Linked DNA regions of Homo sapiens: region 1 is linked to region 2. Evidence: read pairs that join two places in POLR2A ChIA-PET (ENCODE). Cell type or tissue: Panc1. All regions are shown on one strand. Each heading gives the region's core, and the rest is flanking DNA. Links, peaks and the distances in the headings are about the cores only. Region 1 has its middle 17 kb from the start of MMP7. Region 2 overlaps TMEM123-DT (TMEM123 divergent transcript).

Region 1 (15,511 bases), core at 6,434-11,433, 88 kb after region 2:
AAAGAAATCAAAAACATGATATAGGATATGAAAGGAAAATTCACCAGTGAAATAGCATAAATAAAAAACAGTCACAACTGGAAATTAAGGACACACTTAGAGAAATGCAAAATGCACTGGAAAGTCTCAGAAATAGAATCAAACAAGCAGAAGAAAGAACTTCAGAGCTTGAAAACAAGACTTTTGAATTAACCCAATCCATCAAAGACAAAGAAAATAGAAAAAAAAAAAAAAATGAACAAAGCCCCCAAGAAGTTTGGGACCGTGTTAAACATGTAAACTTAAGAATTATCAGTGTTCCCAAGGAAGAAGAGAAATCTAAAAGTTTGGAAAACGTATTTGAGGGAATAATCAAGGAAAACTTCCCTGGCCTTGCTAGAGATCCAGACACCAAATACAAGAAGCTCAAAGAACACCTGGGAAATTCACCATAAAAAGATCATCGCCTAGGCACATAGTCATCAGGCTATCTAAAGTCAAGACAAGGGAAAGAATCTTAAGAGCTGTGAGGGAAAAGCATCAGGTAATCTGTAAAGGAAAATCTATCAGATTAACAGCAGATTTCTCAGCAGGAACTTTATAAACTAGAAGGGACTGGAGTCCTATTTTTAGTCTCCTTAAACAAAACAATTATCAGCCAAGAATTTTGTATCCAGTGAAACTAAGCTTCATAAATGAAAGATACAGTCTTTTCCAGACAAACAAATAGTGAGAGAATTTGCCACTGCCAAGCCAGCACTACAAGAACTGCTAAAAGGAGCTCTAAATCTTGAAACAAATATTTGAAATATACCAGAATAGAAACTCCTTAAAGGATAAATCTAACAGGACCTATATAGCAATAACACAATGAAAAAAAAAAACAAACCAAGATAATCAGGCAACAAATAGCACAATGAATAGAACAGTACCTCACATCTCAATACTAACATTGACTCTAAATGGCCTAAATGCTCCACTTAAAAGACACAGAATGCGTAAGAATTCACCAACCAAATTTCTGCTGTCTTCAGAGACTCACCTAACACATAAGGACTCACATAAACTTAAATTAAAGGGGTGGAAAAAGATATTCCATGCAAATGGACACCAAAAGCAAGCAGGAGTAATTATTCGTATATCAGATAAAACAAACTTTAAAGCGACAGCAGTTAAAAAAGACAAAGAGGGACGTTATATAACGATAAAAGGACTAGTCCGACAGGATAATATCACAATTCTATATATATATGCACCTAACACTGGCGCTCCCAGATTTATGCAACAATTACTACTAGACCTAAGAAATGAGATACATGGCAACACAATAATAGTGGGGGACTTTAATACTCCACTGACAGCGCCAGACAGGTCATCAAGACAGAAAGACAACAAAGAAACAATAAACTTAAACTATACCCTACAACAAATGAACTTAACAGATATTTATAGAACATCCTAGCCAATAACTGCAGAATATATATTCTATTCAGCAACATGGAATGTTCTCCAAGATAGACCATCTGATAGGCCACAAAACAAGTCTCAGTAAATTTAAGAAAATTGAAATTATGTCAAGTACTTTCTCAGACCACAGTGGAATAAAATTGGAAATCAACTCCAAAAGGAACCTTCAAAACCATGCAAATACCTGGAAATTAAATAACCTGCTCCTGAATGATCATTGTGTCAACAATGAAATCAAGATGGAAGTTAAAATATTCTTTGAACTGAATGATATTCCTCAGAAGGAAGTCTAACACTATGTCACATCCTAGTCATTCCTTGAAGTGTATTATCCCTCCTCTCTTCAATTTCCAAGCTCCCCAAGACTCATTCTTCCTTCATCAGCTCTTAGGATCTATATAGGTTATCTATGCCTCAGTGAGATCTTTAGCCTCCATTAACACTCCCACTTAGATTTTAATTCTATGTCTATAACCGAGGATGCTCATCTCCTTTTCAAGAGATGTCAAGCATCAGGGAATACATAAGAGTCATTTTGGAGAAAAAGAGCTCTTCCTAACTGTTCCCATCTCCCTACTTTTTTCATTCAGTTACCCTCTGCTTTGCCAATGCCTAGGGACGTGTTAGTCTGTCTCTGGCCTTTATTACATGATGAGGGTCTTGTTACTAATTTTTTGTTGCCTATAATTGTGCCTCTCAAACCTCTCTACTCAGGTGCCCTTGGCTATCCTAAGGGTGTGGCATGAAGTATCTCTCCATAGGTGGGGAAAATTCTTTGATATCTTAGGCTTCGTTTTTAATAATTCATGCCAATTTTGCATTTTAATTAATAATATCTTTAATTAAAAAATCTTCCATTACTAAGTCTTTAAGCAAAAACACAATAAAAGAATTAACAAACAGATACTTCAGGAACTTTTTTTTGAGGCACTGTTCTAATGCTTTATGAGTATTTAATCTTTGCAATCCTATGAGGTAGCTATTGTTAATCTCATTTTTACAGATGAAGAAAACAAGGCACAGAGAGATTTAGTAACTTGCTCAAGGTCTCATGAGCTCCTAAATATTGGAGCTGGGATTTAAAACCAGACAAAATCTGATGCCTGAGTCTAGAAATCTAGACTTAATCACTTCTATGCTCTTAAACACTTTTGGTTAAGGGTCTGAACCACTTTTCTGTGCCCTTACCTTGTCTCTCCATTACCGACCCTTTTTCCACCTCCCATTCACCCTTGAAGGTATAAGTGACCTACATTTGTGAAGCTGAAACCTAACAATAAAGACAAAATTATTTTAATGTGGCATTAAAAGAGTTTTAGGATCTGATAACCATTTACCTCTCCAGCCTCATTTTCTGTCACTTCTTCTCACTTAATGCTTTAATTATACCAAGCTACATCTGGCTTCCTGAACTCGCCACACTGTGCCTTTCCTACTCTCCTTCCTGAGTTCCCTACCCACTGCACCCTAACCAGAAAAATTAACTGTCTGGAGAATCTCATTTGTCTTTTACAACATGTTAGATGTTGCTCCCTCTTGAATCACTCTCATGTCCCAAGGAAACATTATTCATGTTTCAATATTTGCATGTCTCTCACTATAGCACAATTTACACCTTAGCACATCTGTCTAGACTCTGAAATCCTTGAGGCAGGAGCTGTCTCATATCATTTCTTCTGCCCCATGCGTGATACATACAGTATTTGCTTCCCGGGTTGATGTAGACAATGCCTGAGAGAAGGTCACTTTCCTTTTTTTTTTTTTTTTTTTTTTTTGAGACAGGGTCTTTCTCTGTTACCCAGGCTGGAGTACGGTGGTGTGATCACAACTCACTGCAGTCTCAAACTCCCAGGCCCAAGCAATCCTTTTACTTCAACCTCCTGAGTAGCTGGTACTATAGGTGCATGCCACCACTCCCAGCTAATTTTTGTATTTTTAGTTGAGACGGGGTTTTGCCATATTGCCCAGGCTGATATGCAACTCCTGAGCTCAAGCGATCTTCCCACCTTGGCCTCCCAAAGTGCTGGGATTACAGGCATGAGCCACTGCATCCAGCCAGTCTTGCTCTTTTTCTGCAATGTGAGTTATAAGGACTATACAAACTTGGAACACATAGTGGCCATCTTGTTAGCACCTGGAGAAAATCTGTATGCAAATAAAACCAAGCAGAGGTCATTAGATTCCCAGTAGCAGAGTTTGAATCCCTTTTTTCAATCAGACCTAATGGAAGTTACACTACGTGGATTTCCCAATTATGCAAGTCAATAAAATTTCCCACAGTTTTAGTTTGTTATTGATAGTTTGGGCTGGTTTTCTGACACTTTCAACCAAATAAGTTCTGTGTGATACAGGAGGTTATGATTGTATCTATTTCATCCCAAAAGTTATGTAGTTAACACATGTAGAGCTTGGGTATGAATTCAAGCCTGCTTCTCTGTTAAGCTCATTTTCCTTTCAATATTCCATGTTACTCCTCATTCAGTAATTCAGACATTTTTCATTCATTCTACAAACATATAGTTAGTATATGTCTCATGCCAGGTGCTAGGACTATAGAGACACATGACAGAATGACAGATTTTTTTTTTTTTTTTTTTTTTTGAGATGCAGTTTCACTCTTGTTGCCTGGGCTGGAGTGCAGTGGCACAATCTTGGCTCACTGCAGCCTCCACCTCCTGGGTCCAAGGGATTCTCCTGCCTCAGCCTCCTGAGTAGCTGAGATTACAGGCGCATACCACCATGCCCAGCTAATTTTTGTATTATTAGTAGAGATGGGGTTTCACCATGTTGGCCACGCTGGTCTTGATCTCCTGACGTCAGGTGACCCACCTGCCTCAGCCTACCAAAGTGCTGGGTTTACAGGCATGAGCCATCGCACCCTGCCGAGATTTCTAACACTAGGTTTTTGTGTCATTGTGATAATCATGGCTATTAATAATGAATATATAATATAATGGTTTCGCCAACCAAATTGCTACCTGTTCTGATTCTCCCTGTATCCTGAGCCCATTATAGTTATGAAAGGCTCCCCCACTCTTGGTGTGGTAACTGTGAGGGGGCATGCCCTCAGAGTCAAAGGACAGAGGATTCTCCAAACCCACTGCTACTGCCCTACTTACAGCTCTTAGTATCCCTCATTTGGGTATTTGCATGAGTTTTCTCTCTTTCTCTTTCTTTGTCTTTCTTTCTCTTTCTCTCTTTCTCTTTCCCTTCCTTCCCCCCTTCTTTCCTTCCTTCCTTCCTTCCTTCCTTCCTTCCTTCCTTCCTTCCTTCTTTAAAAGACAGCATCTTACTCTGTCACCAGGATGGAGTGCAGTGCTGTGATCATGGCTTACTGCAGCCTCAAACTCCTGGGCTCAAGGGATCCTTCCGAGTAGCTGAGAGTACAGGCACATGCCACCAAATCAGCTATTTTTCTTTTTTTTATTTTGTAGAAACAGTCTTGCTATGTTGCCCAGACTTGTCTTGAACTCTTGGCTTCAAATGACCCTCCCACCTTGACCTCCCAAAGCATTGGGATTAAAGGCATGGGCCATTGTGCCCAGCTGCATGCACTTTTTATTCTTTCATTTACTTACCAAATATCTGTAAAGCTTATGCTATGTGGTCTGGCCCTGTGGTAGGAATGGGGAACTCATGAAGAATAAGACCTGGATTTTACAGACATACAAAACTGGAAGGCAATGTGGGCTGCACAATGGTAAAGGTATTTGCTGAGGTAAAGAAATATACAGAGGATTTAAACATTTAGCAGGGGCTCTCTGACGGATGCACTGAGGGCAATGAAGGCAGACCCATGCCTGTAATCCTTGTCAGTCCTAATAAGCATGATTTGCTGTCCCCTACAAGGTAGAAGGGCTCTGACTTAATTAACTTGTAACCAAGTGACTGGTTGGTGCCATTGAAGGATGGTACCATATTGAGGGTTTAGATTCAATCCTTAATGCTGCCAAGTCAGACCTCCAGCAGCCGCAGCAGCAGAGGCTAGGTCAACTGTAGCAGGGCTCATGAGTTGCCTCCATGCCTATTACCATGGCCATGCAGTTTGTGGACCCAGTGTTGTTCCTTGGGTAGCTGAGGACACAGGCCGGCTGACCCCCAGTGGATGCCTCATCCTATCCACACAGGTGTTCAGTGCTTCCTCCTCAGGAGATGTTCTGTTTTGGGCATTGATCTGAGACACAAAGATCCACACATTTTATGCTTAAAATTCCATAAATTCATTCAGGCGCTACTTTCCCAAACATCTCTGTCTCTGATTTTATAATCTTGGTATCTTGTTTCATCCAGAATGTGACAAACCAGCTCAGCAACTTGTGATTACCCAGTAATCTATGTGCACTCTTAACTATGATCACTTCACTTCCCCCGCCATGCCGGGTTGGTGACTGCTTATCATCATCATCATCAACACCAAATGTACTCAGCGCTCTGCTTACTGGAAGCAGTACTCTTCCCCATCACCTTTCACAGTCCCCCTGTGTGAGGTGAAAGTGCAGCAGTAGCCTATTTTCAGTCAGCCAGGCATGAACTTTTTCTTCCTACTTAGTGAATGAGGGGCAGCATAATATCCCACCCCAAAACATGCCACTTTGGCATAAGGATCATATTAAGCTGAAGGCAATTGAGAAGAAGCAGATACAAGAAAAGCTCTCTGCCTTTTCCCTATTTGCCTAAAAGTGTGACATAAATTTGTAAACTAGCTATTATCTTCCATTAGTTAGTTCCCTTGTGCATTTCCCTTCACATAATTTGCAGCTATAGAAACTCAAAGCCCTTTTCTTTTGTTTTGTCATTTCTCTAAAAATTTGTTGTTCTTCTGTTAAGATGCTATTTAAATCCAAGTTCTTACTACTGCTTTGAGGTACTCATCACTGAATGCTCCTTTGTGTAAACACATGTTAATCAACGTTTGTCTTTTTACTGTGAATTTGTCTTTGTTGGTCTAATTTTTAGGGCCTCAGCCAGAGAACCTAGGAGGGTAGAGGGAATAATATTTTTTCTACCCTACATTAGTCATAGGGAACTCCCACAGGGCTGAAAGTATGGGCTGGGGAAGAGCTATTGGTGCAAAAGACATAGGTGACGTGAGAGGTTTGGCTACTTGGTCATGTGAAGAGTCTCCTACGTTTCCTTAAACTCAATAGCTGTTTTTTTTTTTTTTTTTTTTTTTTTGATAATTTGCATTTGATTATTTTTGGTCTTTTTCCTCTCAATGCAAATCATGATTAAATTATATAGCATGCCACTACATTTTTTTTTGTGGCATTTAATAATCGATTCAATACTTTTGCCATCAGGATTTTCTTTTGCCTACTTTTTTGTTTTGAGGAAGTTGTATTCATTTGTGGTGAAGGAAAGAATTCTCTAATGTTTTATATATTCCTTGGAAGGAAGTCTGACATCATGTTACATACTAGTTATTTCAGTCTGAGAATTTCCTAAGGTGTTTGTACCATTAGAAGTGTTCTGCTTGGTAAATACAAAACTCCACCAGTTCTTCTTTTTCAGGGCCTGCTTCATTGACTGAACTTCCCCAACCTGCATGTGTAGCCTCATCACAGATTGCCTAAAATGATGTCACATTGCCATACATTATTAGCAGAGTTATTTTGTATAAGGGACATTCTTTTTCCTTAGGGACCTGTGTTTGGAGTATGCTTATGAGCCAGACAGAGAATTGGGGAAGCAGAATTGAAGTTCCTGGTTGGTTATAAATAATGTGTGTGGGTAGCATGATGCTGGAGGTGTTGGTACAGCACCCACAACGCACTTGACCACATTTATGAGTCCCTTGAGGCGGTGACCGATCATGACCCTGGTTTGTGTTCACAGAACTGGTTTGTGGCCTGACATGCAGGAGGCAATGTAGGGTGGTAGAAACAACATGGACTTTGAAATAAGGAACCTCTGGATTGAAATCTCAAAATTTAGATGTGGGTAGGGTATTAACTTCCCTGGGCCTAATTTCTTACCTCAAACATGTTAATATAGAAGGTCTAAAACTTTCTTGTTTCTGGCCTCCCGGGTCTTAGTGATTTTTTTCATAGTGCCCTTAGGCCAGAAAAATGACCAACAATCCTGTTTATTAACGGTCCTGTTTATTTAATTAGGTCTAAATCAACTTATTAAGTATGTCCCAACAACTTGGTAGCTATTTAAAAAAAATACCCATAAACTGAAAGAAAAAATAAATTTTAATTTTATTCTTAAATAGTCACAATTCCTTATGGATGGAATTTGTGTGCCTTTTGGATACCATACAATTTCTTGATTTTTGGAATAAGGTCAATTGATTTTCATTCAGTGTTTCCTTTTTTTTTTTTTTTGAGACGGAATCTCGCACTGTCACCTGGGTTGGAGTGCAGTGGCGCGATCTTGGCTCACTGCAACTTCTGCCTTCCGAGTTCAAGTGATTTTCCTGCCTCAATCTCCTCAGTAGCTGGGATTACAGGTATCTGCCACCATGCCCAGCTAATTTTTAGTAGAGAAGGGGTTTCACTATGTTGGCCAGGCTGGTCTCGAACTTCTGACCTCGTGATCTGCCCACCTTGGCCTCCCAAAGTGCTGGGATTACAGGCGTGAGCCACCGCACCCGGCCTCACAGTGTTTGCTTTTTATTACAGCAACAGCAGAAAACCCAGCTTTGCAAAATTCAGTGATATCTAATGGAATATAGCGTCATCTACTATTGAAATTGTGAACTACTTCGAGCAGTTTGTGAAGTGTCCAGCAAACATCGAGTGTCACTGTATTTCCCTTGAAAATTTGAAGTATTCTGTGGGTTCACATTTGCAGCTCAGGTTTCTCAACATGCAGTTTGAGAACTGTGCATAGAATTGAGAAGACGTATGTGCAGGGATGTTGTGAGAATGAATGTTATAGTGATTAGGCAGTACCTGATGCATCATAGGTGCCCAATAAAGCAGCTAAGGACATGTGCTTGTTGAAAGAAGGAGAAGGGGAGGGGAGGAGAAATGGAAGGAGAAGCGGAAGGGAGGAGAAATGGAGGGAGCAAGGGATAGAGGACTCAGAAAAATATGGCTCATAACTTGATCCAGCAAAGATTCCTCTGAAAAATAAAATCTCAATATGCCGAGACCAAGTCTTCTATGTATACCTCTTGCTGTTGCACTGACATGGGCTATGAGGTGGTACTGTCTCTTTGACACACACACACACACACACACACACACACACACACACACATGCATGCACGCATGCAATAGGCAGGTAGTGCACTGGAAAGAACCTGGGAATTCTACCTCAGAAGATCTGAGGTGGTTGAGTAATCTGGGGGAAATTATATGGCCTCCCTGAGCCTCAAGGGAGAACAGAACAAGTTGGGGACACCTTCAATTTGTACAGTAGTTCATGGCAAACCAAGTGCTAATTGGCAACCAAGTGTCCAAGTGTCAGCCTCCGGGTCAGGGTGGTGATAAGGGAGAAGTGGTGACTGCATTCAGCTGGAGAGCCACAGCCATGCTGAGTGGGGCAATTGCTACTCAGCTCTAATTGATTGTGATGGAATTGTCTGATTTTTCAAGAGATGTCAGAAAATGTTAACGTTGCATGAGAACCCTGATTTGTAAGTATCAACTAATTAAAACAAATACATTTTTAAAAGAACACTACTGTGTGGTCAAACACCATGCCTATATATATATATATGTATATATATGTGTGTGTGTATATATATATATATACATACACACACACATACATTTAGGTTAACTTTCACCCAGGGACCACTCCTTTTCAACCCTGGAACCAGTCCAATCCCTTTACTGCTGGTTGGCAGAGGCAGCAGCAAACCTAGCATATACGGCCCATGGATTGGACCATCTTTTGACAGCCCATTCTCTATACAACAAAGTTATTTCGTATAATAATCAGGAAGTTATTGGCTTGGTGGGATGGCCCAACATCTAATTGCAGCACTTTGGGAGGCTGAGGTGGGAGGATTGCTTGAGCTCAGAACTTCGATAGCAGCCTGGGCAACGTAGGGAGACACCGTCTCTATTAAAAATACAAAAATTAGACAGAGCAAGACCCTGTCTCAATATATATATATAAACTGAAAAAGAATGGAGGAAGCAAAATTTTCAGTTAGTGAACATTTTATAGATAAGCATGCTAGGAAAACAAATAGAAAATAAAATACATATTCAAGTACAAAAGGGAAAATTATATTAATGTTGAAAAAAGGAAAAAATGTATGCCCCCTAGCAATCATCATAGTAATAAATAATGTTACAGTTTTTATTTTTGAGCCTGAACTTCATCATAATTGATCTTTATGTATTTATGTTAAACAATGTGTCAATCTATTTAGACTCATGGTTAATTGAAGAACACACTTTTTATTAATTTTAATTTTGAAAAGTTTCTTCACATGGAATAAGCAATATATAAATAATTAAGAAAAGTCTTAAACATAAGATTAAATTTGTCAAAGTCATAATAAATCCCATGTGCCTCAATTCCAGAAATCACAACGCTATCATGCAATTTTCATATTCTCTCTACAATGGAAAAATTTTAAATACAAATAAAAGCTCTATGTGTCACAGACAATGGCAAAATTGGTGAAATTCAAGATCTGTTTTCCCATCTTTATAATCCCATGCTTCTATTGTTAATTTTGAATCAACTGTTTAAATGCAGGCATGTGTAGTGCACAGGAATTGGCAGAATAAATTGTGCCAGAGTGAGCAGAAGCCATTATGGACACACATTCAAAGGATGTGTGTGCAGCTCAGTCCTCATTTGTCCGAGGCTAACTGAATAGCTAGAAGTCCTCCAAACTAACTTCCATGTGGGACACAATATCTATTAAGTGATAAATATGTGCTAGTTTGAAGTATACATATATATTAGCAAAATTCCACAGTCACTTCAGCATTTGTTTAGAACATAGACCTATACAAGATTAGTTGGGAAGGAAGATTTGGTCAATGATATTGTTTAGAATTTCTGGCATATGGTGATTATAAAATACAGACTGAGTTTTAGTTAGTCTGAAAAGATGCAGCAAGTCATCCAAGAACACAGAGCTCATCAGCAGGAGAACTGCACTAGAACCCAGATTTCTTATTACCTGGCACCAAGTAACAAGATGGATAGCACCACTACATGGGGCAGGTCCTTAGGGATTTAGAAGCAACATAAAAATACAAATTATTCTAATATTATACCAATTATTAAATGATTGCTTTTGATGAACTAGACATTGTGCTAAGATCTTTATCTAGATTATCTCAATTCTCGTAACAGTAATTCTATAATTATTATTCCCATTTTGCAGTTGGGAAAACTGAGGCTTAGAGAAGTAAATAATTTGTTCCAAATCACATAGCTCTTACTGGCCTGATTACAGACCCCATAGCCAGTGATGCATTAATAAGGTGTGTGTCATTGGAAAGGTAAAGGAGGACAAATAACAGAATCACATAACTAACTGCCTAACGTTGTGAGCTCCTGCTGTAGCCACTGCCACCTTACCCCAGTCTCCACCCATCTAGCAATTTGCCTTTTTACTTTTGGATTCTGGGAACATACGCTGGGTCTGAGTTTTAGACTCTATTTGAGAAGCTGTGGGATCACAGACATGTTATTTAACTTTCACTGCCTGATGAATGATGCAAGAAAGTGGGACAGATGTCATCAAGGGCCCTTCTGGGAGTGAAGCATGAATCCCTTATAATAGCACGTTGACCATAGCAGCTCCAATGGAGTCCAGAGAACGTGTAGGCAGCTCTCTCAAGCTGCAAAATCCTGCTTGTGTCTGGAGTTTTCACAGATAGCCAGGGAGACTTTGAAGCTGCTTTGTCTCAGGCATGTGGTGCTTGGTCACAATGCATTGCTTAGCAGTCTACATCCCCTGTACACTGACGCTTTCTTCTCACTTCTCAATTGACATTCTTCTCACTCATGGCTACAACAGTTGGGCTGGAAATCCTGCCCTTCCTTCACAGTATTACCCATGAAAGAGGATAAAACAAGAGCCTTAGCCCCTGTGTTTGCCTCCCGGGAGACGGGGAGACTAGAGTGTTAACAGTTCTCCTTCTACCTACGAACTCCTGGGAGGGGAAAGCCTAGGTACTTTTACCAAGAAGCTAAGAAACTGGAACTGGAAATTTGAAGCTGTTAAAAAAATAATAATTTCAGAGATCCAGGCTACCACTGAAGTTGGAAGACTAGAGTGAACAGTTTTCTCTTGAGAATATAATTTATGGCATTTTGGGATTATGAAAGTCATGATCCAGGAAATAGGAAATGGAGGCAAAGGAAGTAAAATTGATTGATGTAATAAAGCAATAGGCCTTTTCTCTTCTTCATAGTGGTCCCAAGGAGTATTATAGGGTCACTGAATGTGGAGAATTAGGAAAAGGGAGAAGAGACACAAGAGGAGAGAAAAGAGGCCACAGCAACTGTTAGGGACTAGGGCCCATGAAGAGAAACAGGAGCAAACAATATTGAGATGAGAACGGCCAGGCAAGGTTACAAGAGTGAGGTCTGATACTCATTTGTAAATTGTTTCCTCTCCTCTGCTGTGATCTCCCTCTTGAAACTGCTGCCCTCATCAACACTGTGAAGAGGTGAGATGGAGTTGAGGAGGAGCTGTGTCCACATTGAAGAACTCCAGACTCAGGAAGGGTGACAAGCACAGACAATCATGACAATGCTCAGGGGTGGAGCTTGGAGAGGAGATGGTGTACACAATGCAGAGAATGCAGGCATCCCCCTAACAGAGGTATTCTCAGAAGGATTTGGGTGCTGGTGTTGTTTTGGCAGGAAGGGGATAACGAGAGAACCAGTCAGGATGGGGGATTTTGTCATTGTATTTGGATATTAGAGAAATGTGTGGCCTCAAAGGCGGAAATCTGGAGACGCTTGAGCTAAAATGTAACGCTATAAGCTGGCTCAGATAAGTGTCCACCAAAAAGTAAGGCCAGGCCCTGTCTTGGATCTCAAAGAGGGTGATTGAGTTTCCCAGGGTTTTCTTCCCTCAGGGGAGGTCCAAGTGTTTTAAGAGGGGAAAACCGATGATCTGTACACAGAAACACTCCATTTGTGGGTTGTGGAAGGTGGGTAGACAGCCAGAGGTTCAGGGCATCCTTCCAGGAGTTTACCTTAGGTCTGCAAGGCGAGGCTTATCAAAGAGACTGCCGGCATTTTAAGAGGAATTCCCATCAGAGTGGTGACAAGCACCAGCGGAATGAGGAAGAAAGGAAAAAATCACACTCAGAAACAATAAACAGCAAAAGAAGGAGTTCCAAGGAGAGACAACTGAGTAGTGTTCTCCCTTGGGAAAGGTGAAATATCTGGAAAAATCACTCCTTCATTTAAGACCCTGGGGTCTGTGTTATTCTGGGGAGAGCTACGGAAAAAGTAGACAACTCACTGCTAAGGATGACATCGCTGCATGAGGCTGGAAATGCAGAGGGCAGAGTGAGCCAAATGCATAGAGCTCTTGACCTTGCTTGCATATTCTTTACCTCCCAGCCTTCCTGGGCCATCCTTTCCCTCCTTCCAAATTGCCTATCTTTCTTCCTTTGCTAACTCCGTCTGGAAGCCTCTTCTCCTCATCAGCCCTGTGCAGTGCTGATGGTTAACTTATGCACAAGATGAAATGCTGCTCTTCCTTTAGTGCGCTATGATGGTTATTTTTCACATGTGTTTTCTCTGTGGCTATAATTGCATTGAAATCTGTCTCAGGAGAGGCTTAATGGCTAAGAGCATTGGACATGGGTTAAAATCCTGGCTTGCCTCTTTTTAGTAAATGACAGGGGCAGGTTCACTTAATCTGAAAATGGAGAAAACAGTAATACCCACCTCACTGAACTGTTGTGAAGATTAAATGAAACAGCACATGTAAGGCACTTAGTGGCTGGCATATACTAAAAGCTTAATAACAAAGATCATTCAGTAGAACTCAATAAAAACTCTCACACACTGCTGTTGGGAGTGTACATGACAATGACTGCTTTTGAAAACAATTTAGTGGTATATATTAAAGCTGAACGTATGCATAGATTATGGCCAAACAATTCCACTTCCATATACTCTTAGGCCTTTACTTTCCCAAATGCATACGTATTAGTTATCTAATAATAAATCACTCCAAAACGTAATAGCCAAAACAACATTTATTATAGCAGGTTCTGTGGGTCAGGAGTTCAGGTGTGGCTGAGCTGGGTCTTCTGTCTCAGGGTATTTCACAAGGCTGCAGTCAGCCAGGGCTGTGGTCACCTCAAGGCCTGTTTGGGGGAAAATCCACTTCCAAGCTTACCAATGAAGTTGTTGTCAGGATTCAGCTCTTCATGTGTTGTTGGAATGATGACCTCAGGTCCGTACAGAAGTCTGTCCTCAATTCCTCGCCACTGAGACTCTCCATAGGGCAGCTCAAAACAAGGCAGCGGCTTCATCAGAGAAAGCAAGCAAGAAGAGTGAGAGTGAGAATGAGCAAGAGAGAGAGAGATCCCCAGCAAGTCCAAGGTCATGGCCTTTAATAACCTAATCTTAGAGAGCAACGCTCCATCATGTTTGCCATATTCTGTTTGTTATGAATCACTACATCCACTTCACACACAAGGGTGGGGATTACACAGGACAAGAATAGCCAGAGGCAGGAACCATTAAGAACTGTTTTAGAAGCTCTCTACCACATGGAGTTTCACTAATAGATACTCACAAGAATATTCATAGTTGCACCGTTTGCAACAGTTAAAGCAGGGAAACAACCCAATGTCCATTAGCAACAGAATGGACAAACATATTACAAATCATTGTAATATATTCATACAATTAAATTCTAAACAACAGTGAGAATGAACAAATTATACCTACATGCAGCAGTATGAATAAGACTTTCAGACATAATGATGAGCAAAAGGAATCAAACAAAAAAGAATGTATATTATACATGCTTGTTTCATTTCAAGGGTTTTATTCTTATTTAGAAATAAGTATAGCATAGATAACGAGCTTGGGAAAACTACTAATGTTCCCAATCTAACAAAGTAAAATCTTACAAAGCAGTTGGCTTATCTAACATCCTGACTCCCTCCATTTTGTGTTATAGCTGGAAGTTACTGGAAACCTTACCGAACTTCTTTTTCCCCTTGGATCTTATTTCTGAGAGACAGAGACACTCTTCAAAACTTACCCTCTTCCTGGGTAAAGAAGCAGTCCTTTCCATTAAGACTTCCATTTCAGAACTTTGGTGATACTTTATAATCTTTTTCTATCCTATTATAAAATAGCAATAGTAGACTTTACCAACAATATGGATTTAGTAACTCACATTGATCTAGACCACAGTGTACCTTTAAAGAACAGAAAATCTAAGTAAAAAATATTAGATATACTGAAAATTTAGTTGTGAGGCCTTTTGGGGTACAGAAAGCAATACCCCAAAATATGGTGCTTTGGCATGTTGAGTGCTTGGAATTAAAGAAAATTGAAGGAGCTTAGAAATAAGCCTCAGAACCAAGGTCTTTCTCTGACCTTCCCCTTCCTCCCTGTCTCTCTGATCCTTTTTCTTCATGAAGAAAGAAGGGACTCTGTGGAATTTTCTTCTCTGACTAAGAAAGCTTCTTACAAGGAGAATTGCAATTGTCTTAAAATATCCCTCCTAAGAATCACATGAAATAACCAGAAAAGATTAACCACTAGAGAAGAGGAGATACTGGGAGTCATCACCATGCCTAAACAGACTTTCCATCTATTCTTCTGAGGGCAGCTCCAGGAGATTAACTGGGAAGCTTTAACTGGATAATAAGACTACCTTTGTTCACTGTGAAGTTCTGCCCCTTGCCTTCTCACCACCTCCCTCCGAGCTCAAAGGAACTTTGTTATTTACTCCGTGCTGTATGAAGAAGGCTATATAAGCATCCGGACCTCATTGGATTATTGGGCAATCATTTTCCTGTGATTCTCCCATGCTTATGCACATTAAATACATTTTTTATGACTTTTTCTCCTATTAATCTGCCTTTTGTCAGTTTATTTTCAGCAAACCTTCAGAGGGCAAAGGTGAAGCTTTCCTTCTTTACCCTAC
Region 2 (15,511 bases), core at 2,858-7,857:
TCTTGCTCCTGTTCTTCCCTTTGCCCAAGATGCCCTCTAACCTTTTCTCTTAGGCAGTTTCTACTCCTCTCTCAAGATTCCCTTCATATCCCATCTCCCCACCCATCTGGGCAGATTTTAGTGCTTGGATCCCTCTGCTCATACATTGATCAACTGGGTCTCTAACCTTGTTCTCTATAAAATATTCTCCACATAGCAGCCAGTGTGATTCTTTTAAAACATGTCAGATTATGCCATTCCCTTGCCACTTAACAAAGTCTGAAACCATGGCCTGCAAGGCCTACGTGACATGGTCCATGGCTGCCCTTACCACCTCATTTTCTACCCTCTCCTTCACTTCTCAGCTCCAGCCTCCTTGCAGCACTTTAGAAATGTCAAGTCAGTTTCCATCCCGGAGCCTCTGTACTTGCTGCTTCCTCACATCCTTCAACACTGCTCATCTGAGAAAAGCCCTTCTTGAATACCCTAGTTTACAGCTCTGTTTCTTTTTGTGGCATCCAGTGCTATCCATCATTATGTTCATTTATGTGTTTATTTTTTGTCTGTCCTACAAAAATACAAGTTCCATGAGAATAAAAAAGTGAATGCATATTTTGGCCAAGTGCCTATCGCATATTGCTACTGGATTCATGTCATACGAATCACTTCCTTTTTTTTTTTTTTTTTGAGACAGAGTCTTGCTCTGTCGCCCGGGATGGAGTGCAGGGGCACAATGTCACCTCACTGCAACCTCCGCCTCCCAAGTTCACGCGATTCTCGTGCCTCAGCCTCCTGAGTAGCTGGGACTACAGGCATGTGCCACCATGCCTTGCTAACTTTTGTATTTTTAGTAGAGATGGGGTTTCCCATGTTGGCCAGGCTGTTTTTGAACTCCTGAAGTAAAGTGATCCACCTGCCTTGGCCTTTCAAAGTGTTGGGATTACAGGTGTGAGCGACCGCACCCAGCCTACTTTCTTTTATTTAGAACTCAGTTTCCCAGCCTCCATTACAACTGGGTTCAAGAATATAACCTAGGCTTTGCCAGTCAGGCTCATCCATATCAAACTTAAATTCAGGTATAAGCAACCAGAGGAAAGTGGCTCATTATGGAGCTCCTTGCCTTGCTGGTATGAATTGCCCTAATAGCCAGGCGGCTGCCTTAGTTGGCAGCACTAGCAGTGACGTTAGTTTCTCAGTGGTTGCAACATGGAGTTTCTGATGTAATAGTGGTATTGACAGAGAGCTGCAATGGTGATAGTTTTCTTGCTGGGCTAGTTCTGCAGTGGTTTTGTGCATTATTCCCAGAGGAATGGCCCCAGTCCTGAATCTCTACACCTTCCAACACACCTGAGAACTACCCAATATCTTCAATATAATCCTTTTCTGCTATATCAGCAAGAGTCAGCAGCTTTTCTTTCGTACAGCTAAGGATCCTGACTTTGTATGATTGTGGGTCTTTTTCCCCACAGTGGGCTACAGTCTCCATTAGATGATTCGCCAACTATTTATTGAGTGCTTACTATATGATGGACAATGTCCTAGCCAGAGCTTACAGTATAGTGGCAGGGCAGGTACATACACGATTATACTAGAGTGTAATCAATGCTATGAAGTGGTCGTGGGAAAGCACACATTGGAGGCACAGTCTATGTGTTCATCTTTGTATTTGAGGCTCTAATGCACTTCCATCATATAGAAGCATTCAGTTTATATTTGTGGAATGAATTTTGGGTGGAGACAAATAGAGCAGCAAAATGCTGGTGTCCTTCTCCATCAATAATATTCTCTTTGCATCCAACCTGTATTTCCTGTATGTCTGAGTCTTTAACTTATGGTCACTTGAGGGCGGACCAGGAGTTGGAACTATCATTCATTCACTTAGTCAGTGTGCAAACATTTATTGAACACATGACATGTACCAGACATTATGCTAGGTGCTGGGAAACAATAGAGAATAACACAAGTCTATCTGCCTCACAAAATGATAGACACTAGTGAGTCCTTTACAAGTTAGTTGGTTTCTACCCATAGAGACGGAAAGTATTATAGAATGGTGGCTACCAAAGGCTGGGGAGAGAAGAATGGGGAGCTTTGTTTAATGGGTACAGAGTTTTCATTTAATTTTGCAAGACAAAAAGAGTTATGAAGATGGATGGGGGCCGATGGTTACACACAGTTTGAATGTACATAATACTACTGAGCTGTACATGTAAAAATGGCTAAGATGATACATTTTATGTATATATAACCACAATTGAAAAAAAGTACACCCCCACCCCCAAAAATAGAACAATAAATTTACACATGTTGTTAAGGGAAAAAATGTGAGTTGGTTTCTAAAAATGAATGGTAAAAGCTGCTTTTGTTATGATTGTAAAAAGATAGAGAGATTTCATGTTTTCTCAGTGAGATTTACTTATATCCCACAGTAAATTTTGATTCATTTTTAAAAAGAAGCAGGTGATAGAGGATGGCTCATCTGGCTTAATGTGCACAGATAATTATCTTCTAGCTATGTATGAATTAGTCTGTTAATAATCAATATTTGCATAAGGAAAGAACCAGAATCTGCCTGGCTTTGAGACTGAAGTAGTTGCAAATAAGGCAAGGCACTGGAGAGATTTAACAAAAGAGAGTAAATTGGCCTGTGTCCATTTCTCTGTTTCTGCCAATTTCCTGTCAACTTCCATTTTAGCAGATTGACAACATGTTATAAACTGTGATTAAGTCTTCACAATGAAAGCTCATTTGCTGGGTATCTTCCCCATTCCTGCACCTCTGCTTCCTTTCCCTTGTATTCTAGAGCCCCAATTTTTCTTGCACTTTCTTCTTCCCTCACCTTTAGGTTTTTTCCTTCTTGTCTCCTCCTTTACAGTAGAAACTGCAGACAGAGTGTGAATCTATATAATTAATCAAAAAAAATTTATTGAGTATTTTGTGTTCAACACTTACAGGATTCTTAGATTCAGATGAGCAAAAGTGAAAATAAAACAAGTAAAGGCAAAGATAAAGCAAACAGGCCAGGCATGGTGGCTGACGCCTATAATCCTAGCACTTTGGGATTCTGAGTCAAGAGGATTACTTGAGAGGATTACAAGAGCCCAGGAGTTTAAGAGCAGCCTGGGCAACATAGCAAGATCTCATCTCTACAAAAAATAAAAAATTAGCCGGGCATGGTGGTGTGTGCCTGTGGTCCCAACTACTCAGGAGGCTGAGGTGGGAGGATCACTTGAGCCTGGGAGGTCAAGCCTGCAGTGAGCAGTATTGCGCCACTGTACTCCAGCCTGAGTGATGATGATATTCTGTCTCCAAAAGCAAGCAAACAAACAAAACAAAAAAATAAGCAGAGAACAATGAACTCTGATGCAATTGGATTTTCCTCTTGAAACGAGATCAGAAAGAGAGAGTTCTGTGTGGACTGAAGTTTGTAAGGGTGACTTCTCAGAAAGGGAGTGGGGGAGCTTTGTCTGAATCTGAAGGATTTGGCCAGATGAGAGGTGGTGATGTGAGTTTTCAGTGTCAGTTCTAGGCAGGATTATGTTGTGCTCTGAGGACAGTAGGAAGAGGAGAGATGTGAGTTCAGAGGTTTTGTAGGGAGCATGTAGGGAAGCCTCATGGGCCTTTCCAGTGTTAATTAAATCCCGTTATTTATCAGCTCCTACTTTGACTTTTTTTGTGTCTTCTCTGTAGGAGGCTATAGGAACTCAGCCTATTTTATTTCTCTGTTTAAAGCCACTGCTCTCCACCCCGATCCTTTGGTGTTCTTATTTCTTCAAGTCTACATATGGAGTGAGTTGCAAGTCTCCAGGCCATTCCTCTTTGCTGCCTCTGAACCTAACCACTTTCCATAGGGAAAGTTTCATTGCTAATAATGACAGAGAAATTGACAAAAGATAAAACTGCTGTTGTGGAGAAGGTTAAAAAAAAGATGAAAGTTGTTAGTCTTAACCCCTGCTCAATATTTTCTGTTGCTCATCTAAAAAATTGGAGAAGTAGGGCTTACCAGTCCATTCATTCAACAAAAATTGAGCAGTTGAACACACAAATACACACACATATACACACACAAGAAACAACTAGAAATAAGTGCTGAGAAAACACACTGATGTGATGAACAACTGGGTGGTGACTTCAGAATAAGCAGTCAGGGAAGTCCTCTGTAGTAGGTAACAGTTAAACTGAGTCCTTAGAAGGAGCCATGTGAAAACAAGGGGGAAGTACATTTCAACCAGCATAGTGTGTTGGGGGAATAAAAAGAAAGCCAATGTGCCTGAAGCTCAGTGAATAAGAACAGAGAGGTACAAGGGAAGATCTGGGCCTTTTCAGATGAGGAATTTAGATTTTATTTTAAATATGATGTATGGAAAGAACAAGAACAACAAAACAAAATGTGATGAGAAGCCATTTGAGAGTTGGCAAGTCATCTTGTGCTTTATATATTTTTAAAAACATCACACCAGCTTCTGTGGAGGAACAAGAGTAGAAACAGACCAGTTATGAGGCTATTGTTGGGGGCTTGAACTAGGGTAGAAGTGGTGACAATGGAAGAAGTGAATGGATTTAGGATGTGGATTGAGAGTAGAGTCAATTGGATATGATGGCTGAGGGAAAGAGAAATTAAGCCTCTTAGGTTTGTGGCTTGAGCAACTGGGTGAGTGGTAGCTTCACATCCCATATCCTGGAATACTAACCCACACTTTTTGAATTCTGTCCTACTGTCCTTCTGTCATTTCTGAATCTCTTATAGCAACCTTCATCAGGAACGCATACAGAGTTAGCCAAATTGAATACAATATTTCAGTGATCATCTGTTGGTATCTACATGGGTCAAGAGGGAAGTAAGCGCTATTGGATGATCCCTAAGTTTGCTCTCACCCAGGAATACTGCATTTTGAGTATTACTTGTGTTAGCAGTGGTGAATCCGTATGGGTCTGCGGCAGCCTCAACTCTTGCCTCCTCAGAAGAAAGAATTTGACCGAGGGGCATAAGACAGAGTGAGAGAATGAGGCAAATTTTGGAGCAGGAGTGAAAGTTTATTCAAAAGCTTTAGAGCAGGAATGAGAGAAAATAAAGTACACTTGGAAGACGGCCAAGTGGGCAACTTGAGAGATCAAGTGTACTGTTTGACCATTGATTTGGAGTTTTATATGTTGGCATTCTTTTGGGGTCTGCATTACTTCTCCCTTTTTTCTTCCCTTGTGGGGGTTGTCTGCCTGTGCGGTGGCCTACTGGCTTTTGAGGGGGGCCGCATGTGCACTGTGTTTACTGGAGTTGTATGCACGCTCACTTGTGGCATTTTTCCCTTACCAGTCTAGTGGTCATATACCAGGTATACTTTGCCTTTTGCCTCCTTTTTTTTTTTTTTTTTTTTTTAATGCGGAGTCTCGCTCTGTCACCCAGGCTGGAGTGCAGTGGCGCAATCTTTGCTCACTGCAACCTCCGCCTCCCAGGTTCAAGCAATTCTCCTGCCTCAGCCTCCTGAGTAGCTGGGACTGCAGGCCCGCCACCATGCCCAGCTAATTTTTATATTTTTAGTAGAGACTGGTTTTCACCATGTTGACCAGGATGGTCTTGATCTCTTGACCTCATGATCTGCCCACCTCGGCCTCCCAAAGTGCTGGGATTACAGGTGTGAGCCACCACGCCTGGCCTGAAACCTCTTATTTCTATGAGAGACAAAAGGATGTACTGTGTGATGTCTCATTACACCCATCGTTGTACCGATGAGAAACCTCAGCAAAATCCCAGAGGTAAGTGTTGACAGTTTCAAAGGTCAGAAGGCCCATGACCTTGCATGTAAAATCAAAAGGTCAGAACTATTATGTTGTCAGGGTGACACCCTAAAGAGGGGAGGATGGGTAGGCAGTGTTCTCCCTCCTCAAAGAAAATTTTGTCATTTTACCCTTATAATTGCCACATATTTTTTCCAGATACCTTTCATGTAGCCCACCCCCAATAAGTAAATATATTAGAATTTCACTGTGTAATGAGAATAAAAGAAAGGACTTTAGATGATAAGCTTTTGTGATCTTCTCCTCTCTCCTCCCTTCAGCCCTGACTCCAGTGTCTCCAGCTGAGAGGCTGAGCTTGCCAGCTCCATTTCTGACTGCTCATGGAGCAGAATCAGTGACCAAGGAGAAAAGGGCTGAGTGAAGAAACAAGTGTGAGTGCCAAGATGATGCCAAGGGCTGTGATTTCCTGGTGGGAAGAAAGAAGGAATAGAAGCCAAAGGAAGGGGGATGAAAAGCAAAACCAAGAATCACAAGGAATCAAGTTCGGAGAGAATTTTGGCAGAGATTTTGAGAGGGGGGCTTTAAGTCAGCCATGGACATACTGAAGCAAGAGGAATGAAGGGAAAAAAGAAAAGGGGGGAAAAAAAGAAGAAGAATGGGGCCAAGGAGGATTTAAGACTACCATTATAGGTTACAAGTTGAATTCTTTTTAATATTCTTCAAGCAATGACAGTAAAGATTCAAATAACTTTTAAATTACCTTTGATTTCTAAACCAAGTTTCTTGGAATGTGAAAGTCGCCAAGACTGGGCCCTGCAGGGCCTGGGTTGGGCTACTACTGCCTATGGAGATTCTGAGGGTATTAACCTTAATAATGGCATGAAATCAATAAAAATCATCCAAAAGCTTTTTTCTGAGCATCTATTGTATGTGCAGCATTGTATAAGGCATGGAAGAAAAAGCAAAATAGTATAATGTGTGGCCATGTCCCTGCAGGTGTTATATTTAAGTAAATGACCCATTTCCACGTGGGCAAGTAAGTAATAGCACTCCACCAAAACTGTCACCAGACTGTGAGGGCTGTAAGTTGGTAGGAAGAAGTACTAACTAAATGTAGAACTTAATATCTATTTTTCCTTATTTGATTTTTAAACTTCACCCCAAAACGTAATAATTGCCGTAAGCTTTAAGATTTTATAATTCCAATAATATATACCAAACAAAAATACCATTCCTAGAAAAAAAAAGTCTGGAAAAAAGGTAAAGATTAATAGTCATATTTCTGGTTGACCATTCTCTGAGTGATCTTTTTTTTTTCCTTTCTACTTTTCTGAGTTTTTCAGCTTTTCTGAAATAATATGTATGACATTTCAAGGAATTTTTTAAGCTGTTATTTTAGAATTATAGTTCTAATAATGATAAAAGACATTTTCTGACTATCCTACAATAAGATACGAGGCTAAAAACAAATATGATCTAATCTACTTTTAGAGCCTAGGCCTGAGGAAGAAAAGGGTAAAAGAAAACCATATTCCATGATGGAGAAAAAAGTCTAGAACTTACTCAAATTCTTTCTTCTAAACATATCAAGTGATCTATTTGTAGCGACCAGGTCTTTGCGTAAACATTCCAGCCATTTGCCTAATCATCTGGTTTAAATTTTAATGGATTTAACCTTGGAAAGAGGGCTGTGTCTACACTGAGAGTCAAGATACCTGGTTTCTGATGTCAGCTGTGCATTGCAGCTGACTTCCTGTGTCTATGATTGAGCTGTCTCACTGGCGTTGCCCATGGGTTCTTCGTCTTAAAAATGAGCATTTTACATACATTGATGATGGGAATGTAAAATGTACAGTCACTATGAAAACAGTTTGGTTGTTCCTCAAAAAGTTAAATATAGAATTACCCAGTATACATTACCCAGTAATACCCAGTATACCCAGTATACCCTGCCCAGTAATTCTCGTAGGTATAGAATCAAAAGCAGAGATTCAAACACATACTTGTACACAAATGTTTTAAGCGTGACCCACAATCTCCAAAAGGTAAAAACAACTCAATTGTCCATCAGAAGATGAACGGATAAAGAAAATGTGGGCCGGTCGCAGTGGCTCACGTCTGTAATCCCAGCACTTTGGGAGGCTGAGGCGGGTGGATCATGAGGTCAGGAGATCGAGACCATCCTGTCTAACACAGTGAAACGCCATCTCAACTAAAAATACAAAAAATTAGTTGGGTGTGATGGTGGGTGCCTATAGTCCCAGCTACTTGGGAGGCTGAGGCAGGAGAATGGCGTGAACCCGGGAGGTGGAACTTGCAGTGAGCTGAGATCGCGCCACTGCACTCCAGCCTGGGCAACAGAGCAAGACTCCGTCTCAAAAAAAAAAAAAAAGAAAGAAAATGTGATATTGTGGTATTCACATATAATGGGATATTAATGAGCCATGAAAAAATGATGTTCTGATACATGCTACAACATGGATGAACCTCGAAAACATTATGCTAACTGAAATAAGCCAGACACAAAAGGAAATATATTGAATCATTCCATTTATGTTAGGTGCCTAGAATAAGCAAAGTCAGAAACAAAGTAGATTAGAAGTTGTCTGGGACTGGGGGAGGCAATAATTGAAGTTATTGTTTAATGGGTACAGAGCTTCTGTTTGGAGTGACAGAAAATTTTTGGAAATAGCTAGTGGTGGTGGTTGCACAACATTGCATCTGTAATTAATGCCACTAAATTGTGTACTTAAAATTGGTTAATATGGCAAATTTTATGTTATATATCTTACTACAACAAATGAGAGATTTAATAAGATATTTCTGAAATATCTTTGAACTCTAATATATATATATAATTATTGGTAGACATGGGGTTTCGCCATGTTGCCCAGGCTGATCTTGAACTCCTGAGCTCAGGCAATCCACCTGCCTTTGAATTCTAATAGTCTATAATACCACAGGCAAAGGGCTACTGTAAGAAGAGGGAATTGATCTGAGTCTTGAAGGATGTGTTAAAATAGGGGTCCGCAGTCCCTGGGTCGCAGACCATTACCTGTTCGTGGCCTGTCAGGAACCGGGCGGCGCAGCAGGAGGTGGCAGTGGGCGAGCCATTACCGCCTGAACTCTGCCTCCTGTCAGATCAGCTGCAGCATTACCTTCTCATAGGAGCACGAACCCTATTGTGAACTGCACACATGAGGGATCTAGGTTGTGCACTCCTTATGAGCATCTAATGCCTGATTTGAGGTGGAACAGTTTCATCCTGAAACCATCCCCCACCTCTCCATGGAAAAATTGTCTTCCACAAAACTGGTCCCTGGTGCCAAAAAGGTTGGGGACTTTTGTGTTAGAATTTGTCCACTAGAATGCTTCAAAGATGGGAAAACCCAAAATAGCAAACAGGAGGCTGCAGGCCACATCCAGCCGGGAGTTAAGTTTTGTGTGGCTTTCACAGTGTTTATCAACACAGCATTTAGGATTTTAAAAACTTGGTTGCTAAAATTTAAAACCCGAGAGTATCGATATAAAAATTCTGATTCCTGGTTTCTCTGGAAACATTGAACAATCTGGTAATACCAGACCGATCCTTTCAACAGGAGTTATGAAATGGCTGCTCCCTTTATGCAGTATTTGAACTCTCTGTACTCTCCGTATTGTTTTATTCCCAGCTGGCTTCTTAATTTCTAATACTTGCATTTGAATGTCTGATCCCTAACATAAAACAAGAATCAGGTAAATTATTTCTGAGGGCCCTGTCCCTGGGTTGTCAATTTATAAAGTATTAAATTTTGTTTTCTTTTTGTTTCTTTCTTGCCTCATCTGCAATATAGAAACAACTCTTCTAGGCTACCACATAGGGCTTCAGATTTCTGTAACTGACACAAATATGTGTAAATAATTTTGCAAGCATAGAGTTATAAAGAATACTTAGACTACTCATGCAGGCAGTTCCTGAAGTTGGGTCACTGTTGTCTAGAATAGTTAAAACATTTTATAACTACTTTTATGACTACAAATTTTATTGGTTTTATTTTTCGTTTCAAAGAAAGTCAAAAGTATTACTTTAGTTTTGAACAAAAAAATGCACAGAAGTATCTAAAATAAAAAGAAAAAATCCTTCCTGTTTTACTTCCCTAGGGGTAACCACAGTTAGCACTTGAGTGTTTTTCTTTCCAGACCTTTGTTTCTGTTTGTGTCTTTGTTTTAGTTTTAGGTTTTGCACCTACAATTACGTAGATATTTGAATATGTATTTATATGAACATAGAAACATAGAACATATGGGTTTTTCCCGAAAATACATGCTTTTCAACTTGCTTTTAAAAAATTTGACAGTATGTCATAATCATTTTTCCATATGTATACACAAATGTATATGTTTCATTGTGATGGCTACGAAGTATTCAGAGCATGGATGTAATTCATTTTAGCATTTCACTTTTGACAGATATTTCAGTTATTTCTGATTTTTACTAACATAAATGTGATGATACTTTTTGGCAATGTGATGGGCAAATGACGGTGTCTCATTTTGTTTAATTTGAACTTCCCTTCTTAATCACTGAGATGGAACATCTTTGCCTATGTTTATTAGCCATTTTTATTTCCTTTCCGGGAATTATCTGCTTATATCCTGAGTTGCTTACCAAGTTGTGGACATGAAAATAATGTAACTAGAAAATACATGTATGTAGTTATATACTAAGGGATGTTTCAAAACCTCATTCCTGTCTTGGAGTGTATGTTCTTGTTCCTTTCTAACATGTCAGCTTCCTCTTATTATGGCTTGTAGATCACCAGATTAGCAACATTTGTTCTTTGTTCAGAACAACTAGCTAGGGGCAACATGTAATTTACAAAGAAATGCAGAGGTTACAATCTAATGATGCAAAGAGAAGTAATAGATATAAAACATACATGGAGCAAATCTAACAAAAGATAATGAAAATTGCTTTCTTTTGAGCAGTGCTTTGCAGTGTTGAAGAAGATGTGTATATAAATAGCTAAAAGATTAAGCAAAAAGGTAAGTGCTATAGCATTGTAATAGGGATTCCAGGGAAACAGATATAAGTTGAGAGTGTGGGGACTGTTATTGTGGAACCAGAAAGAACTCCAAGAAGGATGGTAGAGAGAGAAAAGTTGGGGTGGAAAGCCTTCTTCGAAGTGGAAGATAAACAATGTGAAGAGAAAGGACAAAAGAAGGACCAGCTCCCATTAGATTGAGCACAGCATTTAGAATGCCTGGGAAGTGACACAGGAGTGAAGACTCCCCTATTAACCTTCTTTCTTCTGAGCACCATACTCCTGTTAAGTCAATCTTAAGGCTGTGCCATTTTTATCAGCCATATCTCACTAGTGGTTTATCTGGGGTTTGAGATGAACTGAAATCTTCTAATGTTTCCACACAGACATTGTCTGTGACCACAGGAGGAATACGCTACATGTGAACCATTCTATCCCTGATTTTTAGTCACCATGACATCCATTAACTCATTGAGTCCTTTATTATCTAATGTGACAGCATTCCAAAGATAGGTATTGTCCTCCTAGTATGCATTAGGGCTGTGGTAGGTGGTAGCGAGACAAAAGTGAACATGGCAGGTTTCCTTCCTTGTGTAACCTCAAGTTTATCGCAGGTGGGTTAAGTGGAGTACTTAGATACTTAGCTAGAACATGTGAGTACCCGAGTCTTAGAGGTAGTGTGTCCGGATTTGAATCTGTTTCAAGGCCTGATCTTCACTCTTGTTAATAAGGGTTAGCCTGCAAAGGTTCTCTACCACTTGTATGAGTCTGGTGGGATAGAACACTCATACATACCAAGTTAGGCAAACAGATTTAATACTCACAGATAAGCAGCAAGGATAAACCAAAGCCTAGGATCCCTGACAAGCTGGTCCTCCAGAGCTCAGGAAAGCCGTCCAGAGTGGGGTGGAGTCTTATCTGCACAGACCCCATGTCACAATACAGCTAAGGACACCGAAAGCACACCACCCTGGGCTTTTATATCCTGGGTGCAAAGGGGCTTGCTGAGCTCAAGTGTTGCAGAATATAGCCCGGTGGTTCCGGGCCTTTTTCCTTATGTCAGGATGTCATATTCTCAGTGCATTCTGTAAGAAATCTGGGTGGGTCAAGGTCATCCAGAGACCTGTCCTCCTGCATAGCCTTGTTGGGAAGGACCAACAGGTGGCTTGCTGGTGCCTGAGACACAAGAGACTGGTGAGATGAGCTGAAAATGGGAGGTGATAATTCACACTCTCATTCAGGGAAGCCTTGGCTTTTATTTATATTATATTTTATTGTACCTGTTTACAGAAGATCAGTATGCCTTAGCAGATGGAGGAAGTTTTACTCACACTTAAAACATTTTTTTTTTCTTGTAGAACCAGTTAGTTCACATGGCCCTCTGGCATACTAGAAAGCTGGAGTGGCTCTAATAATGGTGGCATTATAATAGAATCTAACTGGACATTTGTTACTTCGTTCAGGGTTCATATTGTTCAGATTATTTTGTTTTGTATTATCTTGTTTTATTGCTTGCTGTAAATTGTAAATGTTACAATAACAAACTGACCCAGGGTGAGAACAATTTTCAGCTTGCTGGATTTCTATATAAATAATACAATCTGTGTATCTCCCACATCGGTTTGCTCAGATAGTTTATAAAACACCAATAAAATGTCTGACTTCAGGATTAAGGAAGCTGTGTAGTACGGTGGATAAACACTTGATAAGAGTTGGAAGGTAAGGCTTCTGATCTTATTTCTGCCACTTCTAATTGTGGAGCACAAACCACAAATTTATTTCCTCTTGGGTAAAATAGGGAGAGTTCAATTGACAAGGGTGTCCTTAGTGTCCTATACAGCTGCCAAAAACAACAGCCACCCTGGAACCAAACCCATGACTTCAAGAGACACAAGTGTGTGCTGACCCCAGAGATGCATGGCTGCATATCTTCCTGGTTATACATTTGCTGTGCCACCTGACAGCATGACCTTCAATCTGTCCTCTCCTCTATCTACAAGCCTAGGTCCCTTAGTTTCTTGGAACTTCCATTTCTTCAACTGTAATATAAGGAAAATAATAGTACTGTTACCGGAATGGGGTCCTGATCAAGACTCCAGAGATGGTTCTTGGATCTCACACAAGAAAGAATTCAAGGCAAATTCATACGGCAAAGTGAAAGTAAGTTTATTAAGAAAGTAAAGGAATAGCAAGCAGGCTCTGTGGTGCGATGGATAAGTGCATTGGACTTCTAGCCTAAATCGAAAGAGATTCAAAGAAAGTAAAGGAATAGAGAATGGCTACTCCATAGACAGAGCAGCCCCGAGGGCCTCTGGTTGCCCATTTTTATGGTTATTTCTTGATTATATGTTAAACAAGGGGTGGATTATTCATGCCTCCTGTTTTTAGACCATGTAGGGTAACTTCCTGACATGCCCACGGCATTTGTAAAGTGCCATGGTGCTGGTGGGAGTGTAGCAGTGAGAATGACCAGAGGTCACTCTCATCACCATCTTGGTTTTGGTGGGATTTAGCAGGCTTCTTTACTGCATGCAACCTGTTTTATTAGCAAGGTCTTTATGACCTGAATCTTGTGCTGACCTCCTGTATCATCCTGTGACTAAGAATGCCTTAACTTACTGGGAATGTAGGCTAGCAGGTCTTAGCGTTATCTTATCAAGCCCCTATTTAAGATACAATTGCTCAGGTTCAAGCACCTCTGACAGTACCTCTGTCATAGGAGTGCCTCGCGGTCAGAACAAATTTATAGACAAAAATGTAATGTGATGTACAGAAATTGGAAGTGAGGTACAGAAACAGCTGGATTGGTTACAGTTCAGCATTTGCCTTATTTGAACACAGTTTGAACACTCAGCAGTAAACGACTGGTTGAGCCATGGCTGCTGGGATTGGCCAAGACTCAGCGATTGTTACAGGAACATAACTCCTAAGTTAGGTTTTCAATCTTGCCTACCTATTAAGTTAGGTAGCAGTTCATCCACAAGGACTCAAATATAGAGGTATGGAGTCCTTCTCAGGCCACGTTTAGTTTGCTTTAACACACTAAATAAAGAAGACATTTTTGAAATGAAAACAGTGAAATTCCAGATGAACAGTAAATAGAACTACCAGTCAGTGAGTCATTTTTCTTGGCTGACCCCACAGTGAAAATGCATAAAAACACTGGAGAAAGTATAATATAAAATGACATTTAATGAAGAAGACTTCAGTAAATCGATGAGGAAGTTAGGATTTTTCAGAGGCTAAAAAGTAAGTGAAAGCAGAAACACAAAAAGGTCAAAGAGGTTGGCTTTTACCATGGAGACATTTACCAAAGCAAACTCTGGTTTTCTTCCTTGAGAAGCACAAATGACCTGGAGCCAAGGCTTGTTACAGTAGGTAACTAGGCAGACATGAACAGGGCCGGAGAGGCCCCCCTTCATCAGGAATGTCTGGCAACCATCAGGTTGATGGTCAGGCGGTTGTTAAACTGCCTCTGCAAAATAACAATTTGTTGCAGCCAGCGCCAGGGAAAGGCAGTCTCCCAATAGGTAGAAACACCTGAAACTGGTGATCAGCATCTTCCCGATGGAGTTGGGCGGGCAGGTTCACGCATGTTCACTAAGCAGCAAAATGGCAGAGTTTAACTGGTGTAAGACCTTCTAGGAACACTCGACTGGTAAGGGAAGAATGCCTCAAGTGAGCATGCGTACAACTCCAGTAAACACAGTGCACAAGCGGCCCCTCTCAAGTGCTGGCAGGTCACTGCGCATGCGGAATGCCAACGTATAAGACCCCAAGTTGAGGGTCAAACCACGCACTTGATCTCTCAAGTCACCTGCTTGGCCTCTTCCAAGTATACTTTACTTCCTTTTGTTCCTGCTCTAAAACTTTTAAATACACTTTCACATCTGCTTTAAAACTTGCCTTGATCTGTCCTTATGCCTTATGCCCCTCAGTCAAATTCTTTGTTCTGGGGAGGCAAGAATTGAGGTTGCTGCAGACCCAAACAGATTCAGATTCACTGCTGCTAACAGACTCACCTGAATTGAGGGTGGAATAGCAGACCCCTGTCAAACCTAGAAGACATAAAAGGTGAAAGTGCTGATGTCTTCTTGGATTTCTTCTTCTCCCTTTTCTTTTGGAAGCGAATTGTTCAGTAAGTCCTCTTCATTCTGTAATCCAGTCATTGCTCCTGATCTTCAACCCTTCAGGCATTGACACCCTCCACCAGCGAAAATCTCACTTACATGTGGAATCTTAAAAAAAAAAAAAGTCAAATATACAGAGAGAAAAAAAACTGTGGTTGTGGTTACCAGGGGAAGGGCAGGGGTTGGGAGGAGGGAGGAAATGGAGACAGGTAGGTTAGAGTTTACAAAGTAGCAGATGTGTAGGATGAGCAAATCTAGATATCTAATGAACAACATGAAGTCTATAGTTAATAAAATTGTACTTTATTTAGGAATTCTGCTAAATGAGTAGATTTTAGCTCCTCGTGAACATACACACACACAAATGGGTAACTGCATGAGATGATGGATATGTTAATTTGCCTCACTATAGAAACCATATTACTATCTATATGTATCCCACAACATTATGTTGTATGCCTTAAATACACATACACGATAAAATTTATTTAACACAATTTAAAAAAATAAAGTCATGGGTATTGGAGTATATTTAGATTTGCACAATTTATAGCATGTGGTAGGTACTCAAAATATATTAGTTTTCTCCATCTTCAACTAGAAAACAGAGGAGATTGTAATGTTAAAGATGCTTGAGAAGAATGT

What was found. ChIA-PET counts read pairs that join two places held together with the same protein. Peaks named below come from ENCODE experiments on the same cell type or tissue, not always from the same donor. Only the 100,000 strongest peaks of a DNase experiment are listed, where the experiment ranks them.
Region 1: POLR2A ChIA-PET joins it to region 2 with 6 read pairs; 6 of 35 experiments call an interaction of 5 or more read pairs at or near these places.

What each region holds. Positions count from the first base shown.
Region 1 is chr11:102,540,095-102,555,605 of GRCh38, forward strand. No RefSeq gene overlaps it. Among named protein-coding and RNA genes, the nearest start is that of MMP7, 17 kb to the left of the region's middle. RefSeq lists silencers at 6,945-7,054, 7,205-7,254 and an enhancer at 11,242-11,291. In Panc1, for the core only: no CTCF peak of the experiment used is centred there; no DNase peak of the experiment used is centred there; H3K27ac peaks cover 3,737 bases.
Region 2 is chr11:102,455,416-102,470,926 of GRCh38, forward strand. It overlaps TMEM123-DT (TMEM123 divergent transcript), which reads left to right. Exons shown (of 2, transcript NR_135053.1): 2 at 6,033-6,623. LOC124902740 (a long non-coding RNA gene) reads left to right here and starts at 11,276. Exons shown (of 2, transcript XR_007062865.1): 1 at 11,276-11,350. LOC102723838 (a long non-coding RNA gene) reads left to right here and starts at 11,840. Exons shown (of 3, transcript NR_135076.1): 1 at 11,840-11,953. In Panc1, for the core only: no CTCF peak of the experiment used is centred there; no DNase peak of the experiment used is centred there; H3K27ac peaks cover 1,286 bases.